Linked DNA regions of Homo sapiens: region 1 is linked to region 2. A link is a loop called in an ENCODE intact Hi-C map of the cell type or tissue named here. Cell type or tissue: B cell. All regions are shown on one strand. Each heading gives the region's core, and the rest is flanking DNA. Links, peaks and the distances in the headings are about the cores only. Region 1 has its middle 29 kb from the start of ARHGAP22. Region 2 overlaps ARHGAP22 (Rho GTPase activating protein 22).

The links. Peaks named below come from ENCODE experiments on the same cell type or tissue, not always from the same donor. Only the 100,000 strongest peaks of a DNase experiment are listed, where the experiment ranks them.
Region 1: it touches region 2 in a loop (5-fold over the local background); 3 of 110 quality-filtered maps call a loop at or near these places.

What each region holds. Positions count from the first base shown.
Region 1 is chr10:48,632,847-48,635,653 of GRCh38, forward strand. It overlaps a transcript of ARHGAP22 not described here. Among named protein-coding and RNA genes, the nearest start is that of ARHGAP22, 29 kb to the left of the region's middle. In B cell, for the core only: no CTCF peak of the experiment used is centred there; a DNase peak (open chromatin) is centred at 1,715; H3K4me3 peaks cover 870 bases; H3K27me3 peaks cover 697 bases.
Region 2 is chr10:48,572,996-48,575,802 of GRCh38, forward strand. The region is part of intron 2 of ARHGAP22 (Rho GTPase activating protein 22); the gene reads right to left. Among named protein-coding and RNA genes, the nearest start is that of ARHGAP22, 31 kb to the right of the region's middle. RefSeq lists an enhancer at 1,533-2,034. In B cell, for the core only: no CTCF peak of the experiment used is centred there; a DNase peak (open chromatin) is centred at 1,606; H3K4me3 peaks cover 1,888 bases; H3K27ac peaks cover 2,500 bases.

The sequences.
Region 1 (2,807 bases), core at 275-2,774, 60 kb after region 2:
TGTAAGGATGAGAGTGAAAATGTCTAAGCTTTTCACATGTCAAAGATGAAACCAGAAGCCAGAGTCTTTCCATTTTCATCACTACTGCACAACGCTGACTATTCTTTTCCTTCATCTACCCCTGGAAGATCCTGAGTCACCTGCCAGAGGACATCACCTGCCACACGGAGGACATCAGTGGACAGTTCCCTCAGGCCTTTCCATTGGATGATATGAGAAGAGCATGAGCTCCAGAAGGTAAGAGTTTTTGCCAATTATGTTGCCTGCTGTATTCCAGTGCCTAGAGCAGTGCCTGGCACAACTCATGTTTGCTGGGTGACTGAATAAATTATCAACCCTTAGGAAACTTTTGAGATCATTTCCCAGGCCTGTCCACCTTTAATGGCCCCAGTCAGCTCTCATTTCTGCAGACAATCTACCTTCCTCTGAGACTCCCAGGTCTGAGGTTTGCAGTGACTGCATGCTGGAGAAGTAAAACTGGGAGAAAGCTCCAAATGTAGGGTTCCTGTGTCCAGAGTCTCCATCATATCACTTGGTTTTCAAAAAATTCCCAAAGGAAACAATTCTCAGCCAGAGATTAACAGTGGCATCTGATTGTTTGTCTGGAAGGGAGTTCCCACTTATTCAGGGTTTACCCTGTGCCTTTCCTTGAACTCTTTTCTTTTAATTAGACATGTAATCCTTATTACAGTCTTGTGAGATATGGCCTATTGTGGTCTCACTTTTACAATGAGGAAATGAAGCAGAGAGATTATATCACTTGAGTAAGGGCATAGAGTAAGCAGGTGGTAGAACCTGGATCCACACCCAGGCCTGGCTTTCTCTAGACTGTTTTTACATTTTGTGGGAAAATGATGCCAGCAGCAGGGAGGGAGGGCTGGCTTTCCCTGTGGACTTTCCACAAGAAAATCCCTGTTGACATCCATCTGCAGAAGGAGATGGGCAGGTTAATAGAGACAGGATCATTCCACGGGGCTAAGAGGAGGAGGGAGCAGAGGGCTGGGCATGGGAGGAGGGAGAGCCTTTCCTAACTGAATGCTGGGCCAAGCTGGCTGCGGGATGCCCTGACTCCTGGAAATCTCTGGGGCAGGTGTCTGAGAGTTGACACCATGGGCATCTATGCCCTATGTTCTCCCTCACCTTCTTCCTGGCCACCAGGATGCTGCTTCCTCCCACGCTTGTTTCTATGATAACTGGCAGGAAGTGTTATCTGCTAGCCAGCTCACCTGTTGAGAGAAGCCAGTTTGCACTAGTAGCTCAGTAGTATCATGGGTAGCTGAATGGGTACTTTCAGATTTGGGTGGCGGATTTGATGGGAGCAGCCAAAAGGTGCCATCAATGTCCCTAAAAGCAGAGGTACTGCTGTGAGTGAGCACTAAAGATGGGTCAGCTCAGATCTGGGTTGAGTCCTGTCTGCCACTAACTAGCTGTGAGCTTTTGGCAAGTCAGTAAACTTCAGATCTTCTGCTTCCTCATCTAGCCAACAGGGAAAAGTGCTCTGCCCCCACAGAGCTGGGCCATAGGAGAGGATAAGCTGCTGGGTGCAGAGGGCGGTGAGCCTGCACTGTGGTTTGCCCATTTCACAACCATTCCCAGAGTCAAATCATTTCTCCCAGATGTGCAGAAACAGAAACCATTGTAGGAAACTGGGTCTCTAAGAAGAGCCGCTGACTCAGCCCTTATTTGGTTCTGTGGCTGGGGGTGGGTGAGCCTGGGCTTCCGCTTGGCTCCCTAGAGGGTAGTGTGGCTGGCAGGGCATCTGTCTAGACACTCTCTGAGGCTCTGCCCAGCCTGTTCTTTGGAATAGACTCTCCTCTGCTTCTCAGGGCTGACAGCTCTGAGCCCAGGAAAGCAAGAGGGCTGAATTGTGTCCCCCGACTCCAGTTCATGATGAAGCCTAACCCCCACCGCCCCATACAGAAAGTGGCTGTATTTGGAGATAGGGCCTTTAAATATCAAAGTTAAAATGAGTGATTAAGTTAAAATGAGGTCATTAGGGTGGGCCCTAGTCCAATATGACTAGAGTTCTTATAAGCAGAGGAGATAAGGACACAGATACCAACTGTGTGAAGACACAGGAAGAAGGTGATATTTACAAGCCAAGGAGAGAGGAGAAAGAAGCTTGCTAACACATTGATCTTAGACTTCCAGCCTCCAGAATGGGAAAAAATACATGTATGTTGTGAAAGCCCTGGGGCCCGAGGTGCTTTGTCATGGCAGCCCGAGCAGACTCATGTACCTGCCCTCCCTCTTCCTCAGTGTGAACAAGGGAATTCCAGCACCCATGGGAGGCTCTTGGAGGCTAGGCTCCTTCTGGGTCCACCGTGAATGAAGCACTTCACCTTGTTTCTGGGCCTCTGTCTCTTGTTGCCCCCACCCCCACTTCTGCACTGGGCCTGGTGTTTCCCTGGACCCCGACTCCCTGTCTCCTCAGGCATGACTAGTTTCATACTCCTCCAAGGTTGGTAAGAGAAAAATGCCTGGGGTTTAGGTTATAGCTTGAAGCACAGCTTTGGGTGCTCCGTAACTTGTCCCAGCCCCTTGGCCAGCTCCAAGTTCAGCCACAGCTGTGGTGAAACGTCCCCTCTTAGGTGAGCCCACTGATGGCTTCCCGCTCCAGGCTCTCAGCCCTCGGCTTTCTCTGAAGCCACAGGGACCCTAAGCCCTGGGCAAACAAATGCAGTCCAGAAGGGCTGGGTGTCCACACCCCTGGGGTTGCCCTCAGCCAAGGGAGAAAGGGGGCCGGGTAACCCCCACCCTCTCCCCTTCCAGGCTTATGGCAGGTGAGTCTGCACTCTTCCCAGAGT
Region 2 (2,807 bases), core at 305-2,804:
GCAGAGTTGCTGTGGGAATTAAAGCAAGTTAATACATGCAAAACACTTAGAACAGAGCCTGGTTCATCAGATATATAAAAGTTAGCTTTTATTTAGATTCAAACTGTTGATCAAACTCACGAAGTAAGGCAGAGGCGAGGTTGGAGCCATGTCGCCTGCCCCTAGACTCCACTGTTTGATTGTGTTGAATGATTTGCTAAACCTTCATAGGGTAAAGTTCCACCCAGGGGAGAAGGCCACAACTAGGGTATTTCCTACATGGTTTACCGCATGAGTTTACTCTCACCATAGTCCTATAAGATAGGTGTGGTTATTCTCAACTTACAAGGAGGAAACTGAGGCTCAGAGAGTGAAATATCTTCTCTAGTTACCAGCTAGAACCATCCTGGTTACTCAAGAGAAATCTGCCATTTTTCTCTATCACGCAAGATCCTGTAATATGACATGCTAAAATTTAGACACCAGGTATTCGTGGCAGACTTACCACCCACGAGTCTGGACTCCTAATCAAGAAAGGGAGTGAAGACCATCTGAAGGGCTGGTCTCAGGGAGCTCTGCATGTTCAGGCAATCATTGTTTTCTAGATCTGCAACTTCCTTTTTATAATTCATATTAGATGCCTTCGCATGCTTCTTGAAGGTCTTTCATTTCAGAACCCATTCTAAGAATTGTAATAGTCTTATCTCTGAGTGTTTAGGCAGCATTGACAACACTATCAACCACAGCAACTTCCATTTGTCCAATGCTTAGTGAAGCCACAGCCTCAAAGGACCACACCAAAAGTAGGAACAAGAGGGCTTCAATGATCTTCCCAAATCTATAGCTAGTAGGTGGTATAAATGGGACTTGAAGCCAGGTATTCTGGTTCCAAATATTATGGTTTTTTCCATTATAGTATGCAAGCTTTCATTCTACCTTTTTGAGCCCCACATTCTCTACCAGTACAGTGGAAATTGATTGTGCCTGGCCTTGTGGAGATGCTGTGTGAATGTTTATTGAACAAGTGTTTATTGAGCTTCTACTATGTGTCAGACATTGTTCTGGATACTGAGACACAGAGATAAACAAGATAGACAAAAACCTCACCTTGTTGGGCTTACAGTCTGATAGGGAAGGCAGTCAATAAGCTCTTTGCCAATTCTCAGGCACTTTACAAAAGCAATAAATTATTTTTCCATTGAGGATCTAATACAAATATGGGTCACACTATGCACTCATTCATTCCATTTATTTTTCTCATTTATTCATTCATTCATTCAATTATTCAAGTAAGCACCCAATATTACTGGATACCAATTATGTGTCAAGTACCGCTAGGTGATAGGAAAAGAGAAATAATAAGACAGATTGAAGCCCCACCTGAATGAGGTTTATGATATAGAATGGAGAACAGAAATTAAATTGAGGAAGTGTTATAAATAACAACAGCAATATCAAAACAGTAATGCAATAATAATAGCAGTGACATCCTCTTGGCTGGTTTGAGTAACAATTTACAGCTTATGAAGGATGCACAGTTAGGGCTTGCTAAGTCAACTTGAGCTGGGTGGAGGTTATGAGGTCCAGAAGTGAAGGGCATCTGACACAGGGGCGGTCCTGTGAGCTGTGAGCACAAGATGAGCTCCGACACCTGATGGCATCTTCATCGTACCCCCAGGTGGTGCTGAGATGAGGGCCATGGAAGATAGAGCCAGCCAAAGGTGTGAGGTTTTTGTGGGCAGACATTAATGGCACGGCAGGGGGTTGTCCTAGCAGTCTCACTGAACTTGTGTCAGCTTTCAGGCGCTATCTGAGAGTGAGTACCTGTTAGTCTTGGCCTGATGTCAGTCCTTCAGTTTCCTCATTTGAGAAATGGAGACAACCCAGGCATCTACTCCAGGTCAAGGACTCAGGGAAGGAGCGTGATATGGTTTGGCTCTGTGTCTCCATCCAAATCTCATGTTTAATTGTAATCCCCAGTGTTGGAGGTGGGGCCTGGCGGAAGGTATTTGGATCATGGGGGCGGTTTCTCTTGAGTGGTTAGCACCATCTTCTTGGTGCTGTCCTCAAAATAGAGTGAATTCTCACGAAATCTGGTGGTTTAAAAGTGTGTGTGGCACCTCCCTGCTCTCTCTTTTGCTCCTGCTCTGGCCATGTGACATGACTGCTCCCTCTTTGCCTTCCGCCATGATTCTAAGTTTCCTGAGGCATCTCCAGAAGCTGAGCAGAGGTCAGCATCATGCTTCCTGTACAGCATGCAGAACAATGAGCCAATTAAACCTCTTTAAAAAAAAATTATCCAGTCTCAGGTATTTCTTTATAGCAATGGGAGAATGGAGTAACAGAGTTCATGAAAGCAACATTTTATTTTTTGTTTTTGTTTTTGACGTGCAAGTTTGGTAAACAATGGGGTGGGAAATGAAGATTCCCTGCAGGCTGAAATATTCCTGTGACTTTCAAGTTATGGGATAGGATGGCCTCTCTTTCTTCCCCTGAGGTTTCCTCTTTCTTAAAGATTTCTGGTTTCCGACTGTCCAATATTAATGTTCCACTCCTAGAAGTGCATGTGCTTTCCCATCCATCTTGACTTTCTCCCCACCAGTCTCAAGCTTTTACTCAATCACATCAAACTTTAAATCAATCTTCTATGGCTCCTTATTGCTGAGCTTCCCTCACTTATTCTCCTGGAAAAAAAATAAAACATACAACAGAAACCTAGCCTGCTCTCAAAGTGATTTTTAAATTGCCTCTTCTAGAACATAATGTTGCATCAGCCATGGCAGGTAGGTGGGAGGGGGAAGTGTGGATTCCAAACTCCACCTGCCATG